Regions from separate parts of the Homo sapiens genome. Here region 1 is linked to region 2. Evidence: read pairs that join two places in POLR2A ChIA-PET (ENCODE). Cell type or tissue: B cell. All regions are shown on one strand. Each heading gives the region's core, and the rest is flanking DNA. Links, peaks and the distances in the headings are about the cores only.

The links. ChIA-PET counts read pairs that join two places held together with the same protein. Peaks named below come from ENCODE experiments on the same cell type or tissue, not always from the same donor. Only the 100,000 strongest peaks of a DNase experiment are listed, where the experiment ranks them.
Region 1: POLR2A ChIA-PET joins it to region 2 with 9 read pairs; 3 of 35 experiments call an interaction of 5 or more read pairs at or near these places.

Annotation. Positions count from the first base shown.
Region 1 is chr14:90,925,942-90,932,468 of GRCh38, reverse strand. The region is part of intron 5 of RPS6KA5 (ribosomal protein S6 kinase A5); the gene reads left to right. Among named protein-coding and RNA genes, the nearest start is that of LINC02321, 100 kb to the right of the region's middle. In B cell, for the core only: no CTCF peak of the experiment used is centred there; no DNase peak of the experiment used is centred there.
Region 2 is chr14:90,988,396-90,994,922 of GRCh38, reverse strand. All of the region lies in intron 2 of RPS6KA5 (ribosomal protein S6 kinase A5), which reads left to right. Among named protein-coding and RNA genes, the nearest start is that of RPS6KA5, 69 kb to the left of the region's middle. In B cell, for the core only: no CTCF peak of the experiment used is centred there; no DNase peak of the experiment used is centred there; H3K27ac peaks cover 386 bases.

The DNA of each region.
Region 1 (6,527 bases), core at 2,435-4,934, 62 kb after region 2:
CATGTGAGATTCCTGATCATGAATTTAAAGTGAAATTGCCTGGGCTGATGCCTGTAATCCCAGCACTTTGGGAGGCCGAGGTAGGAGGATCACTTGAGCCCAGGAGTTTGAGACTCAACAGCCTGGGGAACAGTGTTGGGCAACAGTGAGACCTCATTCCTATAAAAAAATAAAAAAATTAGCCGAGCATGGTGGCACGTGCCTGTATTCCTAGCTACTTGGGAGGCTGAGCTGGGAGGATTGCTTGAATCCGGGAGGCAGAGGATGCAGTGAGCCAAGATCATGCCACTGCACTCCAGCCTGGGTGACAGAATGAGACCCTGTCTCAAATGAATGAATGAATGAATGAATGATTGAATGATTGAATAAAATCGGCCAACCTGATTATATGGTTTTCTCCAACAATGTGTAGCTGCACTGGTGCAGGTAAAGAGTATGTGGTGGATTAATTTTAATTGTGTTTTAGTACCCTTACTTCATGTGTGTATATCCGTAAACAATATATACTATTACCATGTTTTTTAAATGTACATACATGACATATTCTATTGCAAATTGTTTTTTATTTGACCTATTCTTGAAATTTATCCAAGCTGATAAATGGGATGTTTCATTTATTTTAACTGTTGTGTAATAATCCTTTATATTAGTTATCCAGTCTATCTTTTCTCCTACTGAGGTACATTTAGGTTGTTTCTATGTTTTCTCTATCACAGTGTTGCATTTTTTCCCCTGATGTTATTGATTTGTTGGAGTTCGTTAAGTATTATAGATACCAACCCTTTATAACTATATGTTTTGTAAATTTCTTTTCTAAAATTTTAACTTGTTTTTAATTTTGTTTAATGATCTTTTTTGCCATTTAACATTTTAATATCCAATGTACTAAATCTTTTCTTTTACGGCTTATTTTTTTAATTTTAAAAAAATTTTAATTGTGGTTAAAAAAACACAAAACAAAAATTGCCATCTTAACTGTTTGTGAATATATGGTTCAGCAGCTTTAATAATACTCATTTTGTTATGTAACAGATCTCTAGCACTTTTTCATCTTGCAAAATTAAAACTCTATACCTTTTCCCCCGTCCCCTAACCCCCAGCAGCCACCATTCTACTTTCTATTTCTGTGAGTTTGACTACTTATGATATCCCATGTCAGTGGAGTTGTACAGTATTTATTTTATTTTTGTGACTATTTCACTTAGCATAGTTCTCAAGGTTCATGCATGCTGTAGCATGTGACAAGATTTCCTTCTTTATTAAGGCTGAATAATATTCCATGGTATTTATATGCCACATTTTGTTTATTCGTTTATCTGTTGATGGACATTTGGATTGCTCTCACCTCTTGGCTATTGTGAATAATACAGTGAACGTGGTTGTGCAAATATTTCTTCAAGAGGCCTGCCTTCAATTCTTTTGGATATATACCCACAAGGGGGATTGCTAGATCATATGGTAGTTCTACTTTTAATTTTTTGAGGAACATTTATACTATTTTCCATAGCAGCTGCACCATTTTACATTCTCACCAGCAGTGCTAAAAAGTTCCAGGTTCTCCGTATCTTTGCCAACACTTGTTATGTTGGTGTTTTTGTTATTATAGTGGCTGTCCTAATGAGTGTAAGGTGAAATCTCATTGTAATTCTGATTCGCGTTTATCTCTAATCATTAGTGATGTTGAGCATCTTTTCATATGCTGTTAACCATTTGTATGTTATCTTTGGAGAAATGTCTATTAGAGTCCTTTGCTCATTTTAAAATCAGGTTATTTGTGGGTTTTGTTGTTTTTAGGAGTTCTTTATATATTCTAGATATTAACTCCTTATCAGATATATGATTTGCAAATATTTTCTCCCATTCTGTAGGTTGCCTTTCATTCTGTTTCTTTCCTTCGATATTCAGAAGTTTTTAAATTTGATATAGTCCCATTTGTCTATTTTTGCTTTTGTTGTCTGTGCTTTTGGTGTCATATCTAAGAAATCGTTGCCAGATCCAATGTCATGAAGCTTTTCCCATGTATTTTCTTCCAGGATTTTTACAGTTCTAGGTCTTACATTTAGGGTATAAAATCAGGTGGAAATATTTTATATTTTTAATACAAATAACCCAATTACCTTTTAAGTATTTGTTGACTAGTCAGTTAATCTTTTCTCTTCTTATTCGAAATGCAACTTCTGTCATATAACTAAGTTCCCAAGCATACTTACGAGTCTGTTTTTAGGCTCTTCATTGAATTCCATTTGTCTGTTTGCCTCGCTCTGTATCAGAACCAAAATATCTTAAAGCATCTGGCTGGCCGGGCGTGGTGGCTCACGCCTGTAATCTCAGCACTTTGGGAAGCTGAGGTAGGAGGATCGCTTGAGGCCAAGAGTTCAAGACCAGCCTGGGCAATATAGCAAGAATTCATCTCTACAAAATATTTAAAAAATTAGTTGAGTGTGTTGGTGCATGCCTTTAGTCCCAGCTGCTCGGGAAGCTGAGGCAGAAGGTTCACTTGAACCCAGGAATTTGAGGTTGCAGTGAGCTGCGATCATGCCACTGCACTCCAGCCTAGACAACAGAGCAAGACTTTATCTCAAAAAAGAAAAGAAAAAAAAGCCTATCATTTTATAGTAAGTCTTGATTCTGAAAAGGTGAGATCTTTTTCCTCTTCACCCTCACCCTACCTCCCTCTCCTTTCCCCCGACCTTCGTCCTCCCTCTTCACTGTCTTCTCTATTCTTGGCTTTTTGTGTTCCTCCACATGAATTGTGGAATCGAATATATAAATTAATTTGGAGGGAACTGCAATTTTTGAATATTGACCCTTCCAGTCAATGAATTTGCATCAGTGAATGTTCAGATCTTCTCATTTATTTAGTTTTTTATGTCTTTCAAAAATATTTTGTACTATTATCTGTAATATTTTATACATATATTATTAGACTTATTTCTATTTATACATTTTGTTTCAATTATAAGAATTACCTTTAAAAACTGGAATATTTATGTTTTTCTTGCCAGAGCTTAGGAATGCTGTTGACCTTATACATAAAACATTGAATTCTTATTAGGTGCACAAATTTATAGATTGACTTGGATTTTTGTATAGATGACTACATTAAAAAGAAAAAAGTCAGAACCATTATTTGTAAGTAATAATGGCTTTGTTTCTTTTCATTTCTCATACCTTTTAGTTTCTGTGTGTTTGGGGATGGTTATTTTGTTTAGGTTTGGCTTGGTTTTATTGATTTGTCTACCAAGTTTTATGTGTATATGTATTTTTTACATTAAAGAACATGTATTTTAGTCATTTAGTATGGTATTTGCTGTAGGTTTTTGGTAGATAAATTATATTTTTAGTATCTTTATTGTTATAAGTAAATTCTTATGGTTTTTCTCTTTAACCACATAATGATGTGAATTATATGAATAGATTTTTGTTTCCTTTTTCAGTGTTAGACCATCTTTCAATTCCTGGAACAAACTTAACTTTCCATGATATGTATTTTTTATACATTGCTGGATTTTATTTGCTAATATTTTACTTAGGATTTTATTTTCTAAGTTGACCTATAATTTTCCTGTATAAAATTGCATTTGTCACATTTTAGTATCAAGGTTGTCCTAGCACCATGAAATGGATTTAGAATGGTTTATGTAAGATAAAGTACATTTCTTCTAAAGGTTTGTGTGGATTCACTTTCAAATCTGCCAGAGTGTGTTTTTTTCCTTTTTTTTTTTTTTTCATTTTAAGTGAGTGCAAGTAGCTTTTCAAATACTGATTTAATTTTTAAAATATTTACAAGTATATTTAGAGTTTTTATTTCTTCTTGAATGTTAACATTTTTATAGAAAATGGTATTATCTTTTTAAATTCTTTGACATCAGTTTCTTCAGAATTTCCTTACTTTTAAAAATCTCTGTAACTATAGTAATGTTTTATTTTAAATTACTGATATTATTCATTTGTTACTTTTCTTGATCCTTTGTTAGAAGTGTCCATTTTATTAGTCTTTTATAAGAAAGAGCTTTTGTCAAGCCTTCTATTTTTCTTCTCTTTCTTTGATGAGGTTTATTATTTTGTGCATTTTACTTTCTATAAGCTTCTTTCATATTCTTTTTCTAAGCTTTTAATTTGGACATCCAGCTCACTAATATTTAATCTTTTTAAAATAAAGCTGTGAATTTTTAAAAATAGCTCTAGCTGCATCCCACAAGTTCTTATATATAGTATTTTTATTGTTACTGTAATATTTATTGTCACTTTTTCTTTGAGTGGTGGCTCATACCTATATCCAAGCACTTTAAGAGTCTGAGGCGGGCGAATCACTTGAGCTCAGGAGCCTGGACAACATAGCAAAACTGCGTCTCTCTACAAAAAGTACAAAAATTAGCCAGGCGTGGTAGCAAGAGCCCAGCTACTTGGGAGGCTGAGGCAAGAGGATCACTTGAGCCTGGGAAGTCAAAACTGCAGTGAGCTGTGATCACACCACTACACTCCAGCCTGGATGACAGAATGAGACCTTGTCTCAAAAAAAAAAAAAAAAGAAAAGAAAAGAAAGAAAGAGAAAAAAGACATATGCCTGAAAGACTATGTGTGTATTCTCTAATTGATGGATACAGGATTTTGTATATTTTCATGAATATCATTCAAATCTTGAATATCTTTACTAATATTTTTCCTTCTTGATCTGTCAGTTATAAGAAACATATGTTAAAATACCCATGATGATTGTGGATTTGTCCATTTCTCCTTGAAGATCTCTCCATTTTTATTTTATATATTTTTAAAGCTTTTCACAAATTTTTGAGGATATTCAAGCTTGGAATAGAGTTATTTCCCTAGTGAAATGTTCCTTTTATTATTTTGTAATGTACGTAATTTTAATAATTCTTTTGCCTTAAAGTTCATTTCTCCTCCTATTAATAAAGATACTCCAGCTTTCTGTTGGTTAGTGCTGTCTGATACAACTTTTTTCATCTCTTTACTTTCAATCTTTCTTTGTCATTATGTTTTAGGTGTGCCTTTTATAAATAACATATAGCTGGATTTTATTTTTTGATCGAGAGTTTCTGTCTTTTAACTGGTGAGTTATGATACCTGTATATTATGATTACTGATATATTTTTATTTATTTCTCTTATCTTGCTTTGTGTTTCTCTTTGCTTCTGTTTTCCCTTTTTCCTGTCTTCTATTTAAATGATTAAGATCTTTTGATTTCATGTCCGCCTAATGGTCTGGAAGTCATGTATATTCTATTTCTGTTCTTTTAGTAGTTATTACCCTGATTTTATTTACTTATCTATTTTTATACACAAGGCATTTCTGTAATATTACCCTGATTTTAGACTTGTGCTCTGACTTAACAGAGTCTGAAATTATCCATTATCTCTCAAACGATCATGACCACTACAAGAACGTTAGAATGCTTCAACTTCAGTTATTTATCTAATTTTTATATTATTTAGTATTTTAGTCCTACCTGCTAAATTTCCACAAATCAATCATTACTGTGCAGTTATTACTTTTATTTTATAAATTCAGTGCTTGTTTATATTTACTTACACATTTGTTTTCTCTGCTTATTCTTGCTTCTTGCATCTGAGTTTTTTCTTTCAAGTTCAATTTATTAATTTATGAAATACATACGTTAGATTTCTTTTTAGCAAGGTTCAATGATTAATAAATTCTGTCTTTGTCTTAAAATGCTTTATTTTGCCCTGCATATTAACTGATAACTTAGCTGCTGGGTATAAATAGATCTAGGAATGGACCTGTGAGATATGTACACACACACACACACACACACACACACACACTTAAATATATATATATATACACATACATATATATGTCTCTCTTTTTATTGTAAAGTAAAACAGATTCAAAAACAAAATAAATGTATGGCTCAGTGAATTATTATAAGACAGCACCCTTGTAACCACCACTCAAGTGAAGAAATAGAATGTGGCCAATCAGGAATATATTTTTATTTAATCTGCTTAGGACTTTTGCAATATTCTGGATAATTTTCTCAAATTTACTAAGTCTTTAGTAAATTTTACTAAGTCTTTTTTTTTGTTTTTTTTTTTTGAGACAGAGTCTCACTCTGTGGCCCAGGTTGGAGTTGAATGGTGCGATCTCTGCTCACTGCAACCTCCACCTCCCAGGTTCAAGCAGTTCTCCTGCCTCAGCCTCCTGAATAGCTGGGACTACAGGCACGTGCCACCATGCATTTTTAGTAGAGACAGGATTTGAGCTATGTTGGCCAGGCTGTTCTCGAACTCCTGACCTCAAGTGATCCGCTCACCTTAGCCTCCCAGAGTGCTGGGATTACAGGTGTGAGCCACCATGCCCAGCAATTTTACTAAGTCTTGAGAAGATTATCCAGAATGTTGCAAAAGTATCCTCTAATTTACTGTCTTTCTTCAGCTGTGTCTAATACGTTTAGTCTGCCTTTTTTATTGCCTCGTTTCTTTATTTGCACAGCTCTATTTGATTCTTTTTCTTCTTTTCTTTTCTTTTTTTTTTTTTTTTTTTTT
Region 2 (6,527 bases), core at 2,409-4,908:
AGCAAAGAAAGTTTTACAGACATGATTTTACTATCAAAAATTACAAACACCAGCCGTGTGCGGTGGCTCACGCCTGTAATCCCAGCACTTTGGGAGGCCGAGGCAGGCGGATCATGAGGTCAGGAGATCGAGACCATCCTGGCTAACACGGTTAAACCCCGTCTCTACTAAAAACAAAAAAAAATTAGCCGGGCATGGTGGCGGGCACCTGTACTCCCAGCTAGTTGGGAGGCTGAGACAGGAGAATGGCATGAACCCAGCAGGCGGAGCTTGCAGTGAGCTGAGATCACACCACTGCACTCCAGCCTGGGCGACAGAGTGAGACTCAGTCTCAAAAAAAAAAAAAAAAAAAAAAAAAAAATCACAAACATCCAAGAAGCAAAGCACTATGAGTGAAAGAAGTGGAAACAACAAATAATAGAATTAGACCTAAAGAGACTGTTGGAATTATTAGATATAAAATATAAATGTGTATGTTTTTAATTAAGAAGAGATTTGATTGTAATATTACGGAATAATACATGCTAAAAAAATGACCAGACAGATTGGAGAAAGAACCAGTAGTCCTTCTAGGAGTGAAAAAAAAACAATTCAAAGTATAAACTTAATGGATGCTTTACTGGTAGATGAGATATAGCTAAAGAGAAAATTATTGTGGATTGGAAGATAGATTTGAAGAAAATATGCAGAATATAGAATGGAGAAAAAAGAGATAGCATATGAGAGGACTATTAAGATATAGAGGATAGGCCGGGTGTGGTGGCTCACAGCTGTAATCCCAGCACTTTGGGAAGCTGAGGTGGGAGAATCCCCATCTGTCTGGGCAACATAGTGAGACCCTGCCTCTAGAAAAACAAACTAACTTAGCTGGGCATGGTGGTGCATGCATGACTGTAGTCCTAGCCATTCAGGAGGCTGAGGTGAGAGGGTTGTCTGAGCCTGGGAGGTTAAGGCCACGGTGAGTTATGATCACATCACTACACTCCAGCCTGGGTTGTCTCAAAAAAAAAAAAATAGAGAATAGATAGAGAAGATACAACATTTTTCTAATCAGACTTTCAGAAGGAGCTTATAGAATGAGTAGAGGCACTGTTCAAAGAAATAATAGCTGGGAGTTTACAGGATTAAACGTGAATTTGCAGAGAGCAAATACAAGTACTTGCATACAAGTATAAAGAAATTCTTATGTAGATACATCAGAGAGAAACTGATGAACATGAGACAGAGAAATACCTGAAAAGCAGTCAAAGAGAAAAGACTTATTTATAAAGGAACAACAATTAGTTTAACAGTGGACTTTACAACAGCAACCCTGGAAGCCATGTAAAGTGGAATAATATCTTCAAAATGCCCAGAGAAAATAACTGTTAATCTACACTTGTATACTCAGCAAAACTGTTTTCCCTAAGTGTGGCAAAAAGACACTTGTTGTTGTTGTTGTTCTTTTTGAGACGGAGTCTTGCTCTGTCTTGTTGTTTTTTTTGAGACGGAGTCTTGCTCTGTCACCCAGGCTGGAGTGCAGTGGCACGATCTTAGCTCACTGTAACCTCCGCCTCCTGGGTTCAAGTGATTCTCCTGCCTCAGCCCCCTGAGTAGCTGGGACTACAGGCTCATGCCACCATGGCTGGCTAATTTTTGTATTTTTAGTAGAGATGGGGTTTCACCATATTAGCCAGGCCGATCTCGAACTCCTGACCTCATGATCTGCCCACCTCGGCCTCCCAAAGTGTTGGGATTACAGGTGTGAGCCACCACGCCCAGCCAACATTTTCAAACATACAAAAGCTGAGTGAGTTTTCTACCAATAGGTCCCCTATGAGAATTTTAAAAGAAGTAGTTTTAGGAAGAAGGAAAATAATCCCTGGAGAATTTTCCGAGATGCAAAAAGAATTACTGAACAAACAGTCTAAAGCATACTGACTGTGTAAAGCTCTCGTCACGATGTCTCATTTGTGGAGTTGAAAAAAGAAAACTGAAAAATTGGACAAAATAGCATTTAATTTGGGAGGTGACAGGAGTTAGTTTCCTGAAGTAATGTTCCTCAAAGTTTAACATGCACAGTAATCTTGAAATGTGTAAATTACCAAACTGATTGAAAAAAGGTGTGAGAAACCTACATAGTCCTATAACTGTTAAAGAGATTGGTCAGTAAGCAAAAATCCTCTTGCTGGGAAGACACTCAGTACAGTTTTAAGAATGAGTTCTGCCACACATTCAAGGCATAGATAATTCTGATCTTCCACAAACTCTTTCAGAAAACAGGAAAAGGGGGATTATTTCCTCCAACTCATTGTATGAGTCCAGTGTAACCTTGATTCCAAAAAACACACTAGGACAGTATAAAGAAGGCAGATTATCAGCCCATTTTATATATGTGAAATTTTTAATATCAAATTTATATAGTCAAACCTTGTGTGTATTTTCTTTCAACACATTGAATACTTTGACTCATTATCTATTATACATCTGCACTGAGTAGTTTGGTTACAGGCCTTGAAGACAATTCTGTAAAGGTAAGGAAACAGTTTACCTGTAATGTTTTACCTTTGTATTTCCATTTTGTGTGTGTGCACTGTTTTATAATGGATCAGTTGTCAGCCATGGAGACTGCTTTTCCTTTTTGCCAGCTGACAGTGTAGTCTCTTATGAGAAGATGGGATAACTAAGAAATGTCATTGTAAGTATATCTGCCTTTAAAAAATCACAGTTTTGATGACTAAATGGAGTAGGTGGAAGCTTTTATAATGAATATAATAAAATCTCAATTTTTATTCAAAAATTTTACCACTAATCTTTCAGTTTCATTACCTTTTTAAGATAAATTTTTTTCAGCACTACTTAGAATAATAGGAAAGACTCATCAGATGTCTTCATGTGTCATGTAAGGTTTTCTTTGGAAATGAAACTGAAAACTCTTCTGATGAATTAATTTCTATATATTTAAACTAGAAAAAAATGCTATTCATCAAATATCTTGAAGACTGTGGAATATTTGAATATCAAAGATTTACTTTTTGACACTTAAATACATCTAATATGCATAAAACTCTTTTTTACTCAGATTGACTTGCTTCTCTTGAACTATCTGGTTTCCTTTGGCCTATCACTAACCTTGATCAGTTTTCTGAGCTAGAAACTTTTAAATAATTTTGGATTCTTTTTGGATTCTTCTCTATCTATTTTGACCTCTTTATCTCTCTTCTTTTTTTTTTTTTTTTTTTGAGATGGAGTCTCACTCTGTCACCCAGGCTGAAGTTCAGTGGTGTGATCTCAGCTCACTGCAACCTCTGCCTCCCAAGTTCAAGCTATTTTCCTGCCTCAGCCTCCCGAGTAACTGGGATTACAAATGTGCACCACCATGCCCGGATAATTTTTGTATTTTTAGTAGAGACAGGGTTTCACCATGTTAGCCAGGCTGGTCTCAAACTCCTGACCTCAAGTGACCCACCTGCCTCGGCCTTCCAAAGTGTTGGGATTACAGGTATCAGCTGCTGCGCCCAGCCCAGCCTCTTTACTTCTATTTTCTCACAAAGTCCTATAATTTTCCCCTTAAAGTGATCCTTGGATTTACCTTTTCTGGGCCTAAGAACGGAAAGTGCCATCACTCATTTTACCTTATGCATGGATTCTTTCAAGGGGTGTCTTAACCTGTCTGCCTTTCTGTAGGCTCTCTTCCATTTGTGCATTTTAATATCATATGCTGTTATACGTAATATACAGTCTTGCTAAAATACAACATTTTCGTGCAGTTTTTCTATTTAAGAACATATACTGCATTTTTTCCCATTTAACTATTCAAGCCCAAATTCTTGCCTTGCTTTCAGTTTCCCCTGTCTTTTTTCGCCCAGCTTACCCTGATATTCTGCCTACTTTCTATTTTTTTCCCCAACTTTTATTTTAGGTTTGGGGGTACATGTTCAGGTTTGTTACCTGAATAAATTGCCTGTCGCTGGTGTTTGGTGTAAAAATGATTTTGTCACCTAGGTAGTGAGCATAGTACCCTATATGTAGTTTTTCAACCATCACCCTTCTCCTACCCTCTCCCCTCAAGTAGGCCCTAGTATCTATTCTTTCCATTTTTATTTCCATGTGTACTCAATATTTAGCTCCCACTTATAAGTGAGATCATTTTCTTTTCCTACATCAGTTTGCTTAGGAAAATGGTCTCCAGCTGTATCCGTGTTGCTGCAAAGGACATGATTTCATTTTTTAAAATGGCTGCATAGTATTCTGTGGTGTACATGTACCATATTTTCTTTATCCAGTCCACCATTGATGGGCGTCTAGGTTGATTCCATGTCTTTGCTATTTTGAATAGTGCTGCAGTGAACATGCAATGAACATATGAGTACATATGTCTTTTTGGTAGAATGATTTATATTCCTTTGTGTATATACCCAGTAATGGGATTTCTGGGTTGAGTGGTATTTCTGTTTTAAGTTCTTTGAAAAATTTCAACTGCTTTCCACAGTGGCTGATGTAATTTACATTCCCACTAGCAGTGTATAAACATTTTGTTTTCTCCACAACCTCACCAGTATCTGTTATTTTTTGGCTTTTGAATAATAGCCCTTCTGACTGGTGTGAGATGGTATCTCATTGTGGTTTTTATTTGCGTTTCTCTGATGATTAGTGATGTTGAACATTTTTTCATATGCTTGTTGGCAATGTGTATGTTTTCTTTTGAGAAGGATCTATTCATATCCTTTGCCCATTTTTTAATGGGATCGTTTGTTTTTTGCTTGTTGATTTGTCCGCCTACTTTCTAGTCCACTTTATTTTCCTTCACTTGCCTACAATTATGTGTACTTTTCCACCCTCTGATGCCCTGCCTTATCTTGTCCCCCCATTGGTAGTGCTCATCTTTTTTTCCACCTGTCCAAATCCTGCCCAAATTGCTTTATTCTCTGAATTGTTGCACTGAGAGCCCTCCATAGAGAGCATAGCACTGACTTGTTCTCTGAATTTTCCTTCACATCTGCAATCTTTCCTCTGGATTGTAAGCTCTTACGATCATCCCTGTATATTTTTCCAACCCTGTTGCCCTGTCCCCCTACCTGCCCATAATCCAGCATTGTGTGAAGTATAATAATAGTCTATCAAGTATGTCATTTATGCTGTTGTCTTTAGCATTATTCTTCAGATTGATACCCAAAAGCCCAGGAAATATCTTTGGCTCATCTTTTAGAATTTGTTTGATGATGAAATTTTGGGTTATTTTGGGGAATAATGATTATATTTTTATTTCTTTTTTAATCTCTCTGCTGCCTTCCTTTTGACCATTTTGCCTTCTTTGAGATATCTGTCCAAGTATGGGAGAAGAAAATGTTTAAATGTACCTGTGGGTGTGCATTATCAGTAATTCTAATAATGAAGTGCAGCATGAAGGTCTCAGCTAAAGACTTTAGTATTCTCTGAATTTTCTTTTTTTATCATAAATGGTCATGTACTTTGAAGAGCTGATGTCTTGTCTTACCATGACAAAAAGGAAAAAAGAAAAATTTTGCCATGTAAGAGTAAAGGATGCAGCCAAGTTGATTCACTCTTCTGGTTTTGGTGCTTTCACACGGTTGTAGAGTACTTGAGTATCGAGGATGACGTAGAAGACTCAAGTTTGCATCTTGACACTCTTGTTGTTTACTTGAGTTTCTTGAGTTAATCATATGAACTCTGTGAGCCCAAGTCCCTTTGGCATAAGTTATTATAATAATACCTATCTCACAATGTTGTTATAAGTTTAATGAGATAATGGATATGAATTGCCAATTACTAGATAACCATGGGTTATGGTTATTGAACAGGGAACTCCATTGTAAAGCTGTAACCTAAATTGAAAAAACAAAATTATTTAGGACTTACTCATAAGAAGAGATTATTTATTTATTATTTTATATAGTCACTTACTTTATTAGCATCTCTGGGAGTAATTTCAACTAAAGTGATATTTTTAATAAAAATTTAACAAGTGAGAAAATACCTCATAAATGAGATGTTGCTAATTGCAATTTTGTTAGCATTTACAAGAAGTTGATTTGTATGTTACCTTAAGCATAACATGTCAAATGGAAAGATTATATTTCTTTGTTATTTATTTATTTATTTATTTTTTTGAGATGGAGTCTTGCTCTGTTGCACAGACTGGAGTGCAGTGGCATGATCTCAGCTCACTGCAACCTCCGCCTCCCGGATTCAAGCAATGCTCCTGCCTCAGCCTCCTGAGTAGCTAGGATTACAGACGCCCGCCACCATGCCTGGCTAATTTTTGTATTTTTAGTAGAGACGGCGTTTCACCAAGTTGGCCAGGCTGGTCTCACCTGACCTCAGGTGATGCACCCGCCTCGGCCTCCCAAAGTGCTGGGATTACAGGTGTGAGCCACCATGCCCAGCCTCTTATTTGTATCAAACAAATGTATTCAAGCATCTTAGATTCTGAACCATCTTAGTGTAGTATAGGTTAACATTCCTCTCCTAAGATATACATGATATGAGTAATAAAATGTTTTGATTGCCTGACACATAATAAATGC